Regions from separate parts of the Homo sapiens genome. Here region 1 is linked to region 2. Evidence: chromatin loops called from intact Hi-C (ENCODE). Cell type or tissue: PC-3. All regions are shown on one strand. Links, peaks and the distances in the headings refer to the core of each region. The heading gives the core; the rest is flanking DNA. Region 1 has its middle 40 kb from the start of SKAP1. Region 2 overlaps SKAP1 (src kinase associated phosphoprotein 1).

Region 1 (5,336 bases), core at 1-5,000, 120 kb before region 2:
CTCTATTCCTGGAAGGCAGCTGCAACTGGAATGGGTGGGAAGATGGGACAGAAATTAAGACAACTGCAGATAAGGAGGATGCCTGGGGGGACCCACAGGAATCTGAACTTCAACCCTGGCTCAGGAAACAGGGCAGGAAGGCTCAGGGAATACAGACCTGGAGAAAAGGACTAGAGATGCTCAAATGACTCATCATGTGCCTCAGGAAGAGGAATTTTGAAAGTATGGACACTGAGTCTTATGTTTCTAATCTCCAAGAAAACGTGATGCTTTCTAGCTGGCCCACTTCCTCATCAGTTAAGATTTTCACAGAGCCTCTGACATTTAGAAAGCCTATCTCCTGACACCCACCTTTTGGAATGTGGTCCTGGGCAGACTCAGAATTGCTGTTTAAAATGTTTAATTGAGCAGATGGTTTGGAATGTGAGGACTGAATACCCCCTTTTGAAAGCCAAGAGCTACGGGAGTCTATCAGGCATGGGATGGGGGAAGAGGAGAAAACGAAGGAAAGACATCATTCCAAATAGCCACAGGTGGGAAGCCAGAGTGGGGAGGAGGGGTGGCCTCACTTTGTCACACCACTGACCTGAATCACAGGGCAGGGCCGGAAGGGAATGCCAGTTGCAAATCTTGCCACCTCATCTCACAGCTCACCAAATATTACGGCTTCACACATAAAAACCAGAGTGCTAAGCTGCCAGGAGTGTTAAACTCAAGTAGCTGTGACCAGAAGCAGGCAGGCTCTGGGGACAGGAGTGGGGAGGCTGTCACAGCAGGGCCAGCAGCTCCCATTGGACCCTCCCAGCTCTTAGGTAGCAACTGGAACTGAGCAGGAAATGTAGCTGTTGCCCTGAGAGCCACCTCTGCTGCTCGCCTCTCCATGGTGACAGCATTTAGGGGAGTCCTGCACCTCCTTAGCAGGAGCTGGGCTGCCTCTGAGCAGAAAATAAATGCTTTCAAGCCCCATAAATCAATGAAAATTAGCGGGAGTCAAGGTAAAAATCCATCCTCCACCACTTGGATGTTTGAGCCAAGGTTCTTCTCGGTGATTTAGAGCCATGTAATTAGAGTGATCCACTCTCAGTTGCTGTTGTTGTTTTTTCTTCCTCCCTTCTCTTTCCAGACAAAGTCCTCTCCTATGAGGCAGGTTCCCACTGGCCTCTAGCTCCTCTGGCTAGAAACAGGTGTGTGCACCTGTCAGCTTGGCACCTTGATGGATCTCTGTGCTATCTTGGTTCGCCTCCTCCCTGCCTGCCCCTAATGAACAGTCCGCCCCAGGCTAGGTATGAGATGTGGGTGGGGAGACACACCATCCTTCATAGTCGCCCTCTATCCTCCGCAGAAGTAGAGAGGTGTGGCTGTTAATCCTCAGGTGAAATGTGGCCCCATCCCAGAGGTGGAGGAGGGGGCTGGAGTAAAGAGAGCCTCTGACCTCTGAACTGGGGAGAAGATTGATAGTGGCATGAAGGTTTCCCAGCCTTGCGACCCCTGCCGGATTAGGAACATAATCCAGCAGTTGACAGACATGTGAGGTGGGATTCAGAGGAGTTAGTTGCCTGGATTTACATTTTAAAAAGGCCCCAAGGCCCAGAGGGACAACATGACATGAGGAAATGCAGATAGAATTTAGAGTCCCAGAGACAAAGATTCAAATCCCATCTCCATCATTTCTTATCCGTATGACCATGAACAAATTTCATCAGCTCTTTGAGCCTCAGTTTCCACAATTTAATTTTACTTAAAATTAAAATATTGATGCTATCTCACACAGAATTCTAGTGAAGATTAGATGAAGTAATCAATGTAAAGTTCTAGCATATAATGCCTGGAACATAGCATTTTTTCCCAACGCGCTACCTTTCTGCCTCTCAAATCTTCTCCTTGCTCGAGGCTGTACAACAAGCTAGGAAAGGAATTACAACCCTAACCCAGCTCCTGACATCTTGCTCAGGAAGTGACCTATGTGGGGCTCTCAATCTAGATGCTCACTGAATGGCAGAGAAAACAAAATTAGTAGTTTCCTTCAGGAGGCCAACTAGAACATGCCGCCTCTGAAGAGTGAGGAAGCACGACCAGCATGCTGTGAGGTACCTTGCCAGGTTCAATTCCTGCCTCAGTCTTTTTTTTTTTTTTTTTTTTTTTTTTTGAGACAGGGTCTCTTATGCTTTGTCACCCAGGCTGGAGTGCGGTGGTGTGACCATGGCTCACCACAGCCTCAACCTCTCAGGCTCAAGTGATCCACCCACCTTAGCCTCCCAAGTAGCTGGGAGAAACACCCCCAGCTAATTTTAAAAATATTTTGTTGAGACAAGATCTCACTATGTTCCCCGGGCTGGTCTTGAACTCCTGGGCTCAAGAGATCCTCCTGCCTCAGCCTCTCAAAGTGCTGGAATTACAGGCATGAGTCACCACGCTCAGCCCCTCAGCCACTTTTAAGTTATGACCCTGAGCAATTCCCTAAGCTTCGGTATCTCCCAATGTAAAGTGGTTATAATTGTAATTCTTGCCACAGGGTGGCTCTGAGATTCAAAGGAAATAGTGAATGGGAATACCCTTTGCAAATGATTCCGTATGTATAATAAAGTAACAACTTTACTAACAGAATTTCTCTTAGGAAGGGAATTCTGCTTAGAAGAATGCCTTGATGTGCTTAACACATGGCAGATGTGCTCACAACTTCAGAGAAGGGAGAATATTGCTCTGCATGAGAGAGAGAAGAGAAAAAAGAGGAGGAGGAGCAAGGCACCAACGGGATGGAGAGAGGCCAGGTGTGGAGAAGGGAGAAGTGAAACTCCATACCGTTGGATTGACAAATGGGTGTTTAACAACAATGATGCCCATTGTGCCCCTTCAAGTTGTCTGTGCTGCATAATGTAAGCTCTCTCTTTCTCCCCTACAAAATCTTTGAGTATATCTATTAAACTCACAATTTTTAGAACATCAATCACAAAATCTGGTGATTTACACATATTCTTTCATTTATTTCCCCTATAACTTTTCACAGATGAAGATACAGGCTCAGAAAATATGGACAACTTGCTCAAGGTCACACAAGTGACAGCTGTTGGAGGAGGGCTCTGGATACTGTAGTGCGTTGCCCTTCTGGGCCTCAGTTTTTGAGGTTAAAAAGGTCACTTAACCTCCATGGGTCCCCAGTTTTTCTATATTTAAGAAGTATCTTGGCTGGGCACAGTGGCTGACTCCCGTAATCCCAGCATTTTGGGAGGCTGAAGCAGGTGGATTGCTTGATGCCAGGGGTTCGAGACCAGCCTGGCCAACATGGCAAAACCCCATCTCTATACAAAAATTAGCCGGGCATGGTGGCGTGCGCCTGTAGTCCCAGCTACTCGGGAGGCTAAGGCAGGAGAATTGCCTGAACCCAGGAGACAGAGGGTGCAGTGAGCCAAGATTGTGCCACTGCACTCCAGCCTAGGTGACAGAGCGAGACTCTGTCACAAAAAAAACACAAAAATCTTTATTGCTTCTTTCCTTGGTCACTCAGATACTTGATAGATGAAAGAGGTCATAGATGTAAAGTACTTTCAGAGATTTTAAACAAACAACTGTGAAAGAAAGCTATTTATTAATATAATACACATCTCCCCATGCTAAAAGGTCTACTTAATCCATCCTGTCCTAAGAAGCCAAAGAGAACTAACCTTCACTCCTGTTTAGAGAGAACAGTTTAGTTTGTCCTTTCTAGTCCAGTGCCAAGTCTATTGCACTTTGCTTTCTCACAATAGAAACCAAGCATATGGATCTCCCTTAAAACCACACAAGTCCAAATAACATGATCATCTCAAAGGATTCCCTTTCTCCTGGAAAATATTTAACAAACAGCTTTCCAGAAAAAAAGTTAAGTCCTGATTTGTTGCATTCGTCTATTTCCTTGGTGTAAATAATTCCACCATGCCTGATTTCAACTTTCTTCATGACATCATTGAAAACAGGATTAGGAAGAGATGTGCAGTTATAGTGTTTCTACCACCTAGGTACACCAGACATAAATAACCCTAAAAGGTTAGATAGCAATGAAATTTAGCAAAATAATTAGGAAGTGATGATATTTAGTATCTTTTTTTCTTTTAATATAATTTGGGCCACGTATAGGCACGGTGGCTCACACCTATAATCCCAGTACTTTGGGAGGCTGAGGCGGGAGGATCATTTGAGGTCAGGAGTTCAAGACCAGCCTGGCCAACATGGCAAAACTCCGTCTCTAATAAAAATACAAAAATTAGCCAGGCATTTTGTCACACACCTGTAATCTCAGCTACTTGGGAGGCTGAGGCATGAGAATCGCTTGAACCTGGGAGGTTCAAGGGTGACAGAATGAGACTCAGTCTCAAAAAAACCTATATATATATGTGTGTGTGTGTGTGTGTGCATAAATATATATGTTTGTATATATATACATATAATTTATTGTAACTTTATACCATTTTAGTTTGTTTTCTTTTCTTTTTTTTTGAGACGGAGTTTTGCTCTTATTGCCCAGGCTGGAGTGCAATGGTGTGATCTCAGCTCACTGCAACCTCTGCTTCCTGGGTTCAAGAAACTCTCCTGCCTCAGCCTCCTGAGTAGCTGGGATTATAGGCACCCACCACCATGCCTGGCTGATTTTTGTATTTTTAGTAGTGACAGGGTTTCACCATGATGGCCAGGCTGGTCTCCAACTCCTGACCTCAGGTGATGTGCCTGCCTCGGCCTCTGAAAGTGCTGGGATTACAGGCATGAGCCACAACATCTGGCCAATTTTAGTTCTTTTTAAAAACAATTTATTTTTGCAAAATTCTTGACAGTTTAACAATCAGTGCTCATGAGCAAGAATGTGGCAGCTTCACTTCCCTCCTTGTGACCTGCACTTGCACCTGCACTCAGGCAGGCCGGAGCACAGAAGCTGAGGCATGTTGGAGAAAGTGCCAAGTGCTTCTGTGATATATTTTTCATTTCTAAAAACAAGATTCACGAAGAAATAACATGCTGAATTGAAAAATGGTTATTTCGATCTCAAAGATTCTTTAATTGAAAATACTCATCTAGGTCAATTCCCTAGCCATGAGCAAGAATTCTTTCTGGTTCTGTTCTCCAGGGTACCTTATTGATCACAGTCCTGTTGGAAAACAGATGGCACACTCAAATGGGGTTTGTCTGAGTAAAGTTTAATGCAGGCATATTTACAAAGATATGGGCAGGGTTCAGAGAAACCCATAAGAAATGGTGCGGTTAGCCAGAATAGGGAATAATGACCACTCGAGGCCTAAAGGATTGGGAAGGAGCAGTCCTCACAGTCTGGAGAGAGTTGTAGGAGAGGGTTGGCCCACAGGAGCTGTGGC
Region 2 (5,384 bases), core at 287-5,286:
AGTAGGTTAAGACTTCAGACCTGAAACCCAATGAATTTGCTTGATATTTTGAGGCTAAATAATGTAATAGGTGGACCCAATTCTATTAGAAAGCATTTATTTTTCATTTGGCTTCTCATCAACACATGCTTCTCTCAGAAACTTGTTTATGAAGATGGCTAAGTATCACTAGCACAGGAAAGGGACTGCTAAGTTATAGGCAAGGGGATTTATATGACATATAAAATAAAGATTCCAGTTTCTGCTGACTCTTGTGAGGCAAGTAGTGGAAGAACCAATCTTGTGAACCCTATCGGTCCTTGTCAGCTGATGTGAATTTAACACACATTTGCCATCCTGGAAAAGTTATTGATCATGATTAATCTCTAAAATGTATTTTCCTAAACTTAAAAAGTGATACCACTTACCCTTAAGATTTATGCACTTTACTTGTGTTAGTGATGCCTCAATTAAAAAGTAATTTTTTTAAATAAAGAGATACTTTTTCATGTGAAACTTTTTTTCCAAGGAACCAAATATTGAACTGAATTCTTGACAGTGAGAGGTTTTGGCTGTTGATAATGATGTTACATACATGTTGTCAAATATGTGAATGAGAATCCCTGTTTGGAGTGGGATGTGGCATGGGGAGGTTGAATCTTGTCACCATTTGCCATTACAGCTTTAGTGGTATTGGAGGTTTATGTTATCACAAAGAAAACTTACCCTTTCTTCAGTATGTTAAAAGCTGGCTCACATGTTTAGGCCTGCTAATCTTACCCATAATCCATTCTTTACTATGTATTATTTTATTTTTACTCCTTGGACTTTTGAAAAACATTTCTTATATCTACCTGTAGCCTGTACAACATGTCTTCTTCTTCTTCTTCTTTTTCTTCCTCTTCTTCTTCTTCTTCTTCTTCCTCTTCTTCTTTCTTCTTTTCTTTTCTTTTTTTTTTTTTTTGAGACAGAGTCTTGCTCTGTCACCCAGGCTGGAGTGCAATGGCGCGATCTCGGCTCACTGCAACCTCTGCCTCCTGGGTTTTAAGCAATTCTCTCTGCCTCAGCCTCCCAAGTAGCTGGGATTACAGGCACCTGCCACCACGCCCAGCTAATTTTTGTATTTTTAGTAGAAATGGGGTTTTGCCATGTTGGCCAGGCTGATCTTGAACTCCTGACCTCAGGTGATTCACCTGCCTCGGCCTCCCAAAGTGCTGCAATTATAGGCATGAGCCACTGCACCCGGCCATCTCATTCTTCTTTAATGGAAGATATTGGAATCCAACTAGCCTTGTAGTTTCTCTCAAGAAGTTTCTTAAGTAATGTTGGCTTACCAATTGGGGCATAGTAGACCCCAAAATGTATCAGGATTGTAAATAAGTGCTAAGGCCTACTACAACTTGCTGTTTGGGAGAAAGGAAAGATGGGACAAGAAAGCAAGATGAACCAATAGTAATAAAATTGCTACATTTATGTGGCATTATATATTTTTCAAAGGCTTTTCCTGCTCTGAGACTTAAAGCATGATGGTGCCAGAAAGGAAACACATTCTTTAACCAAGCCAGGTCAATGCTATATTTAAGTATCCAACAGAATCAAACAGAAGGTGCTGGAAAAAAATCAGTATATTGATTTCACTAAGCCTGAGGTGGCTGTTCTAAATTTTGCAAGCATGAAATTCATACCAAAAAGTGATATTTTGAAAAAATTACTACATTACTCGATAATAAATTTCAACTATGAATTGGACCACTTCTTTCTTGACCAAATCATTGACCAAATTTTGTTTTGTCTGTCAGTTCTACTCTCCATACCTAACGTGACTACTGCTATTATCACTAATAATCATAATTTATAGATTTACTTTATTAAAGTTAAAATACTAATTGATAGTATATACCATAAAGTCAACTCACTGGCTGTCATTCAATATGCCTTGCCTTTGAGTAATGATCATGATTTATTAAACATGCAGATTTTCAGGCTATATAGTTCAGTGGATTAGAACAAGAGCTTAGTAATCAGACAAGTTGGGGTGAAAGCCTGGCCCTGCCACTTATGAGTCACCTATATGACTTTGGGTAAGTTATTTCATCTTTGTGTCTCAATTTCTTTATCTTCATCTTTGGGATAATAATACATCTCAGGATTGTTTTGAGGATTAAATGAGATAGTCCACAAAAAGTCTTGACCCAGAGCTTGTACCCAGTAAGAGTTTAGCTAGCTATTATATAATTATTATTATTATAGCTAACTTTCTCCTATATGTCAAAAGATACTGAAAATTCAGTTGGATAGCTTTGTAATAAGAATTAAGGACTGAGAATACAGTGGCCCAAAGAAAACAGAACTATGAGCCAATAATTCCAGATTATGATTGCCTGGTTGCCATATGATAAGTGCATTCATTTTACAATATATTTATCCACATACTACCAAATACCTAGGTTTATATATTTTGAATTATGTCAAAATCTCATTACTGTTGAAAATATTCCCACTCAGCAGGTTCCATTTTAGTACCAGTTGAACAATACCAGTGGTAGATGGAATGTGTTAGTGTGAAGCTGGAATGACTGCTGACAGGCTGTAATTTGCTTTATGAAGTGTGGGTTGTCACATATACAATTATCTGGTTTATATTTGTTGCTGCCAGCCCTACAGTTTGTTAACATCCAGGAGTTATGCCTTTATGTGAAACCTAAGAAGGGTTAAAAATCCCAGCATTTTCTTACAGGGTGGGAGAGGAGAAGACAGTGGCTGCTTTTTTTTTTTTTTTCTCTTTTCTTGTTTCTTTTTCTTTTCTTTTTTTAAGAACTAGGATGATGCTACACACTACAGCTCACCCTACTGGTCAAAATTAAAAACTGCATTACAAAGGACCATTTTCTTGAGGGAAAAAAAGAAAAAAAGAACTTTTCAATTAGCTCCCACTGACATTTTCCTGTCCAATCCACCACTGACAGATATAGTTCATTCTGAGAATATCATTAAGCTATGCTGCCCTTTCGGTTGTTGGATTCACAGGTGTTGTTATAGTGATTATACTAAGAGTGTCTAATCAATTTGGCTCCATTTGTGATTATTTAGACTGTGCCACTCTCCTCAAATGTTATCTCTAAAGGTTCTTAAGAAGGCTGTTATTCTTAGCATGATTACATAATTAGCAAACAGTAAAAAACTGTAGTTTTTTACTAAGCTAAGCTAAAAACTGTAGTCTTAGGTTCAATTTACTTCTTGTACATTTGAGATCCAGTTGGAGCAACTTTTTAAAAGAATGATAAATGGAAACTTTCTTTACCTGACCTATCATTTATTCTGTAGACTTAATGACATTCAGTACCATTACACTCACTGCCAGGGCTTTGGGGGGAAAAAAGGAATATTTATACATTGAATTATAGATAGGTGTAGTAAAGGAAAAAAAAAAGAGAGATAGGCAGAAAGTCCGACTGTATAGAACAGAGAAGAATTTGAGTCCTTCACTATACATGGATTAATCACAAGAACTAACCACACAGATCCAAATGGATATTTAGAAATTGGTGAAGCCTCTAGGATGTTCTCTGGAAAACACAGTACATTTTCTAATGCATGAATATGTGCAAAATGGTATGTAATTTATAATGGAAGTGTTGACAGAATTTTAGTTTTGGTGCAGCAAATGTGCTCTATAATATACTTATGTGTGAGTAACATTTCATATATGGTCACATCTGTACCCAACATATATCTTTAGTTGGTATTAGATTCAATAACTTAGTTGAATGGTTATAATAAGGACCAATAAGCTGCAGTTTTGCTAACCTTACTATAGTTCAGCTTTGGGAGCTGTATTACTATTAAATTGGCCCATGAAAATCTGGCAATATTAATGCTATCAAGCATGAAAACTAACTGGACTTGGATCAGGGAGCTTTATTTATAGCATTTTAGTGAGAATTTATTAGTTTAAAGAGGGAGCTGTATTTCTTATGGGATCTTAAATATTAAATAGAATAGGAAGTCATGTGTTTCCTTCCAACAACAACAATAATTTAAAATTTTTCAATTTTAAATTAATCTAAATTTCCTTATATAATCCAGAGATACTTGGTGAAGTAATAGCAAACCCTAGTGTTTTGTTGTTGTTGTTGTTGTTGTTCTTTTTTGTTTGTTTGTTTTTGAGATGGAGTTTCACTCTTGTTGCCCAGGCCGGAGTGCAATGGCACAATCTCGGCTCACCGCAACCTCTGCCTCCCGGGTTCAAGCGATTCTCCTGCCTCAGCCTCCCAAGTAGCTGGGATTACAGGCATGCACCACCATTCCTGGCTAATTTTTTTGTATTTTTAGTAGAGACAGGGTTTTCCATGTTGGTCAGGCTGGTCTCAAACCCGAAACTCAGGTGATCTGCCTGCCTCGGCCTCCCAAAGTGCTGGGATTACAGGCATGAGCCACCACGCCCGGCTGCAAACCTTAGTTTTTAACCACGCCATATAAACAGTTGGTTGCAAATATGAATAGAGTCTTTATAATATAGCTCACAATTAATTTGAAGAGAAATAAAAGACGATGATGTAGACTAACAAAAAAAATCGAGACTTTACATATTGAATAAGCAAACATATATGTTTTCTCTGTTATTTGTTATTTTCTCACTTTTTTTAATGCTTAAACCATTTTCTGTCTTTTTAAATTTCTTTCTCATTTCTCTGGTAAAATTGTCATTATGGCCTGTTTTTGTCTCAAAATAGTATCTGCAAATTCAGGACTAAACGGATTTGCTGTGAACTAAAATAGTTACAAGGGGAACATCATCATGGTTCATTTTTCTCCCTGTTTTATTTGGAATTGAATTAGTAAATGAAGTTTTAGCAGTTTAATTCACTTCTCCATAAAGTTTATGGAGCAGCAACAGCTGGTTGAATCTGTGGCAGAAAAAGCCAACTTCTAGTGGCCAAGACTATTGTTTCAGAATTAAGGGGGAAAACTCATTAACTGTTAATGAAAACACAGGGAATAAAAACAAATAGCACAGAAACCCTAGGAAATAATTACCTTACACCTGACACAAAGCTGCTTTATCTTTCTGCTCCAACCCTCAGAAATTCACAACTTATCACTCTGTGGAGCATGAATGAAATTGAGTTTGACTCTCAGAAAAGAATAGAGAAATCATCCTGCTTATGGGCCCCTCAACATGTACTGGGTGGAGAACCTGCCATTGAATATACCAAGGAGTGTATCTAACGCCCAATTCTTATGACACTTAGGCTACAGGAGCAAATTACCTGCTAATAGCAGGTGAACCCTTGATATAGTTCCACTAGATCTTGTTTAGAAATACAAAGAGAAAGGACTGAAGGTAGTGGATGTGATTAATGGAGATATGATGTGTTAGAATATATATCTGTATAGAAATATAT

What was found. Peaks named below come from ENCODE experiments on the same cell type or tissue, not always from the same donor. Only the 100,000 strongest peaks of a DNase experiment are listed, where the experiment ranks them.
Region 1: it touches region 2 in a loop (4-fold over the local background); 8 of 110 quality-filtered maps call a loop at or near these places.

The regions. Positions count from the first base shown.
Region 1 is chr17:48,468,016-48,473,351 of GRCh38, reverse strand. No RefSeq gene overlaps it. Among named protein-coding and RNA genes, the nearest start is that of SKAP1, 40 kb to the right of the region's middle. In PC-3, for the core only: a CTCF peak has its summit at 2,546 (motif pointing right); DNase peaks (open chromatin) are centred at 201 and 591; H3K4me3 peaks cover 373 bases; H3K27ac peaks cover 2,483 bases.
Region 2 is chr17:48,349,457-48,354,840 of GRCh38, reverse strand. All of the region lies in intron 3 of SKAP1 (src kinase associated phosphoprotein 1), which reads left to right. Among named protein-coding and RNA genes, the nearest start is that of SKAP1-AS2, 58 kb to the right of the region's middle. In PC-3, for the core only: CTCF peaks have their summits at 2,619 and 2,838; a DNase peak (open chromatin) is centred at 2,820.